Regions from separate parts of the Mus musculus genome. Here region 1 is linked to region 2. A link is a contact called in ENCODE Hi-C or POLR2A ChIA-PET data. All regions are on one chromosome and are shown on one strand. Each heading gives the region's core, a stretch centred on a gene start or an enhancer-like site at or near the end of the contact. The rest is flanking DNA. Distances are from core to core; before and after follow the strand shown. Region 1 holds the start of Frg1 (FSHD region gene 1). Region 2 holds the start of Asah1 (N-acylsphingosine amidohydrolase 1).

Evidence for each region. A loop is a pair of places that touch in the nucleus more often than their neighbours do. ChIA-PET counts read pairs that join two places held with the same protein, here RNA polymerase II (POLR2A).
Region 1: a loop to region 2 is called in a map of heart, with 2.7 times the contacts of the local background. The contact joins the promoter of Frg1 here to the promoter of Asah1 in region 2. A Hi-C loop is called at or near these places in 7 of 37 maps with a recorded cell type or tissue (adrenal gland, gastrocnemius, heart and 1 more). POLR2A ChIA-PET finds 5 or more read pairs at or near these places in 3 of 5 experiments (Patski and embryonic stem cell).

What each region holds. Positions count from the first base shown.
Region 1 is chr8:41,415,786-41,418,485 of GRCm38, forward strand. It overlaps Frg1 (FSHD region gene 1), which reads right to left and starts at 1,333. Exons shown (of 9, transcript NM_013522.3): 1 at 1,115-1,333. The coding sequence starts at 1,176. Gm50494 (a long non-coding RNA gene) reads left to right here and starts at 1,341. Exons shown (of 2, transcript XR_003947538.1): 1 at 1,341-1,464; 2 at 1,566-1,950.
Region 2 is chr8:41,373,312-41,376,011 of GRCm38, forward strand. Asah1 (N-acylsphingosine amidohydrolase 1) reads right to left here and starts at 1,386. Exons shown (of 14, transcript NM_019734.3): 1 at 1,199-1,386. The coding sequence starts at 1,273.

The DNA of each region.
Region 1 (2,700 bases), core at 83-2,582, 42 kb after region 2:
TGACTAAATAGTGGTGAACTCGTAAATATACTAAACCCCACTAGCTGTACACTTTAAAAGGAGTTTATGGCTTATGAATTACAGCTCCATAAATGGAAACACGAGGAGAGATCTTAGGGGAAAAGTGATTATTCAGAGTGCTTACAACAAATTCTGAGCCTTGCTGTGGTTGCAGCCCAAGCCTTTAATCCCAGCACTTGGGGGTTGGTGGGGTGGGGGAGGTGAGGCAGGTGAGTGTCTGAGTTCATGGCTATCCTAGTCTACAGAGTTAAGTTCCAGGACTACACAGAGAAACCTTGTCTCAAAAAAACAAAGAACCAATCATGGAAACATGGAAAGCACTACATAGGTTTTAATAACTGCTGTCTTAACTTCTTTGTATTTTATCGACAACATCTTCAGAAGCAAATTCTAAATTTTAAACAGTTTCAGATTCGGTCAGGATAAAGCTCCGAGCTCATTCAGCACGAAGCTCGCTGACAAGTACCTGTTGAAACTGCTTCAGCGGTGATACAGGAAATAAAGTGTTCAACTTTGGCTAGATCCTTCAAGAGGACGGAAATAGGATCGGGCAAGATATCTTTCTCTATAGGGCTAACTATAAATCACACCCACATGCCTCCACTTGGCTGTTATATTCTGAGTTGGCTGTCTCATTCAGTTCTCATAACTCTTTTTTATAGTCTCGAGGAACAAGAACCAGCGTCTAATAAATCAGCAAACGAACCATCAACCCATCACCGGTGCGAATTCAAGGTCCCGACTCACACTATGATGCAGCTTTGCCTGCCCCCTACATATTACACTGCAGAGAATCAGGGCGTTTTTGTTTGTCCGCTTGCTTTTTCCATTTGCAGGAAAGACCGGTGGAAAAAAAAACTTTCCTTAAAGCAAGTTATCAAGGCAGGCAGGGGGAGGCCTGGGGGGGGGGGCAAAAGTAGGACTCCTGGTCTCTCCGTTTCGGGGGATCCCCGGCCACGCAGCGTCAGCTAAGAAGTGTCGGGGAGGCTGTCCACGCAGGTCTGAGTGTCCTGGGTGGCTTGGCTACCCCGTCCCTTGAGCCCCGGGGATGGATGCACTGAGAACCGCGCCTCCCTCCCGAGCGCCGCCTCACCTCTTGGCTTTAGTGCCCTTGAGCACGAGTTTGGTGGACTTTACATAGGAATATTCGGCCATGGCCCGGCTCGCTGAAGTGGCAGCCTCTGGCAGAGCTTCCGTAGGACTGGGAGGAGGAGGAAGTGGCTCTAACGGCCGGAGCTGAGCGAGTCCCCGAGGAACTCTCGGTCTTCTTCAACCCAAGGCTACGATTCTCCGGCTTCCTGTTTACTGCTTCCGATGCACTACGGCGGCCGTGGAGGGTCCAATCACGTCAGCGTTCCTGCGGCGAAGTCCCGGATGTTCGCGGTTTTTTTTCCCCCCCAAACCAGGCAAAACTTATAGAGACGCCCCCTGGTGGAAGCGAAGGTATCCAACAGTTTCCTGCTGCCGAGGTTGTAAAGACCATACCTGGATTGGATGAGCCAGATGTTGAAAGGATCAAATCTATCTGCCCACTCTCTTTGCAGCGGACATCGCACCAAGTACCCGGCAACCCGCCAGACTGGGCCTGCACAGAGAAACCGAGATGTGTGTTCTGTGGAGGCGTGGGTCACAGCCTTGGCTTCGGGCAACTTTATCAACGACTCTGGCTCCAGAGTTGTTAGTTGTGTTGTACATGTTTTACTCGTGTATTGTGTATGAGTAACACACAAGAAACAATTGAGGAATGATACAATGTATAGTTGCTAACTACTGGTTTCTATCGCAAGTGCTGAAGAGACTTTGGTCTCCACACCGAATACTGTCTTTCCCTGTAGTCTTGATCCAGCCAAGTGCGTATTCCTTTTGCCTCCTCCAATCTTCCCCGCAATGTTATAACTCCCTTCCATTACAAACAATGCACCGCTGATACAGCTTCTGTGTGATCTTTGGTTTTTGTGAAAGAAACATGAATGCTGTTAGAATCAAAAAATGGAATGGCTTTGTCAACACTTGACAAATATAAAACACTTTTGAAGGAATGATTGATGGCAGCTCTGGCAAGGGATGACGTGCAAAGATATTCTAGGTCTGTGTGATCTGGCTGGAATCCAGACACACACTTAGTACACACCTTTAATCCTAAACAACGATGTCTAATTGAGGGGCAAACAAAGTGGTGAATCAGAGGGAGATTTGACAGAATATGCTCAACGCTCATCTGAGTGGCACAAGAGAGAGAAGCTATTCAGGTCAGGGGCAAGTTCAGTCTTTAGCGCTTGTCAGTCAGTGGGGAGTCAGAGTGGCGAGTACAGTACAGTGGAGTTGAGTGAGTTCCTTCATGAGCTCCTGCAGTTCAGTGAAGGTCAGCAGAGGCAGTTAAAGCCAGAGAATGAGAAGCCAGAAGATTAGAATAGATTACCAGAGTTAGTTTGAGGGCAAGCAGAGCAACTCAGGAGACACGGAGAGAAGCCAGATGAAAATCAGTCAGCTTGGAGAGGAGTTGAAGCCAGAATAGATTAGCTGAATCAGCCAGCCAGAATTTAGAAAGGAGTGGAAAGGGTGAGTTTATTCAGCAGCAAGCCTCTGAGATGGCGATTACATCTAGCAAATAGAAGATATTTTTGACAAAACTATCACAAAGATACTGCCTGAACTCCAACCTTGCACAGAAACTGCCCA
Region 2 (2,700 bases), core at 136-2,635:
ACACTAGAGCAAACGTTTTGCTCTTCCTTCAATCTTTTGTACATACTATGTGGGTTTTGGTCACTGAAATTACTCTGTATACCATTCTGCATTCTACTTTGTGTTGTGTGGTGTTTTTCAGACAAGGTTTCTCTGTGTCCATTGTTGTCCTAGAACATTCGCCTACCTCTATCTCCCAAGTGCTGGGATTTAAAGGCGTGTGCCACCCTCTGCCCTGATGTGCATTCTACTTTTATCTACTAAGTATCTATTCTAGTGGCTGGCTAATTTTCTCTCTCTCTCTCTCTCTCTCAAATTCAAAAAAGCATTTCTCCTTCTAGGAATAAAATTAAAAGAACTCCTGCTGCTCCCATTTCCAATGTCTTGCCTCTTTTCAAAATTCTTGTCATCTGGCACAGGTAAGGTGCATCCAGGTTCCTAGTTATCAAATCTGGCAACAAAACAGTCTTCAATTCTATAGCCTTTATAGAATCGATCTATGAAATGTCGCTGTCGGGCTTTGACCTAGAGGCTGAACTTAGAAATGTTTCTGGGAACAACGATGTGACCTCTGGCTACATTTTTCACTCCAGGGCTATACTTCCTCTTCTAGTAAATACAAGAATCATGTTAGTTCCTCACAGTCTCTTGCGGATATATAAAGTCTGTGGCATTGTGACTTGGTCGAGCAGCACCACGGTACAGACAGACATTCCATGCCTGGGCGTGAAGGCCACAGCCAGTACAGCCTTCTTAGGGGGGCGGGGTGGGGGTGGGTTCCCATCATCTGGGCTAAGACTGCATGTGACCCATAGCTTCCTGCGATGGTTTCTTCAGGAAAAAGCACTAGGTAACCAGGCAGAAAATACTACGGCCACCAGTCAATCGTTAGCTTTTTCTCTGGAGAGTTCCGCCTACAGTAGCTGGTAATCTCAAATATAAGATTGGAGAATGCGTGAATCCTACACAGTTGTTCTTGAAAGTTAGAACTTCCCTAAAATGTGTACTCGGTCCATACAGCAGCAAAGCCACTTAGCCCGGGGTTCACAAGCCACATTTGCACCCATACTCCGCGGGACCGAACCAGAGTTCCCCCGACGCCTCACGGAAGATACAGACCGCGAGCAGGTGTCCCTCACCCGCCCCGCCACAGCTGCGCCCACCTCCCCCTGAGCCCGCGCCTGCACCCCCATCTGTGCCTCGGCTGGAGCTCACCCACCGGCGGCACATCCTGTGCCTGGGCGCAGGTGACTGCCGCGGCTAGGACCCAGGTGAGAAGACTTTGGCCCCGCATCTTCCCAGCTGCAAGCGCCGCTCCGAGGGACTCTAGCAGCAGCTGCAGCAGGGACCACCTCCACCAGCAGCAGGCCGCACCCCAACGCGTGATCAGCGACCCTGGGCCACACCATGCACGGCAGGGGACACGCCAGAGATAGAGGCGCCGGGCCGAGTCCCTAGAGCGGAGTCCGCGCACAGGGCCGAGAGGGGCTGCGCCCCCAGCACGCCACGCAGTGGTTTCGTCCAGCCTTAGCCGCACCCCGGGGCGGGACTTCCAGTTTTCCTCTGGCCTTCACTCGTTTGGAGCGCGGGGGCCGGGGCAAGACGCTGGTGCTGGAGGATTTCTGAGGGCGGACGCCGACTGACTCGGGAGAGGTTGGCTCCTAGGCGTCGCGGTTCCTGAGCCCACCAAAGGGACAGAGTTTCAGAGCATAGCGTCAGACCTAGTTTGCCTTCTGGGGAAGGCTGGCTCCAAGTGAGTCACTCAATCCATCCATCCTGCCCGAGGGATCACAACCAGAGAGGACAAGTGTCAGGGTCAGAAGTTTCATCTCTCGGGTACTCTAGGTACTTAAGGCACTGCTAAATCCTAGGATTTAGATTTTAGTTTCTTGCTGTTATGTCCGGGGTTGGAGAGGTTGAAGGGGTGGGACCTTCATCGATGTATTTGTCGCCGCGTTACTCAACTCCTGTTTTCCTTTAGCTCGTGAGAAGCCAGTTGGTCCAGCGGACCTAAACCTAGGACAGGTACTTGGTACTTCATAGTCTACTTTGAAAAGCAGATAAAAGTGAAATACTTGCTTGGCTTTTACCTTGGACAAGGCTCTCCATAATAGGATGAGTTATCTAGAATCCAACAGGAAAAAAATGCCTCTAGATTTACATTTTCTGCTTCGACGACAGGCATCTCAAGAAGTTTGGAGGCTTTTAAAAAAATGCTTCTATAAAACTCACTCAGGACCATTAAAATCCTATTTTAATTCTCACCCCCGACTCCTGTGCTGGGGATCCGAGTATTTTTCCTTTTTGGTGTAAAAAACACCTAAATTTGGAGGCAAATGATAAATAAGTTGGCTTTTGTTTGTTTGTTTTTTGTTTGTTTGTTTTTGAGGAAGTTTAGATGTTGATACACAACACAGGATTAAGAAACACTTAGAGGGCCGGGCGGTGGTGGCGCGTGCCTTTAATCTCAGCACTTGGGAGGCAGAGACAGGCGGATTTCTGAGTTCAAGGCCAGCCTGGTCTACAAATTGAGTTCCAGGACAGCCAAGACTATACAGAGAAACCCTGTCTCAAAAAAAAAAAAAAAACAACAACAACAACAACAAAACAAAACAAAAAAAAACAAACAAACAAAAAAAGAAATCTTACTTAGGTAAGCAAGATTGGAAAATACTTACTTTTTGAAGGGGGACACTGAGGACTGTTTTAGACAGCAACCTG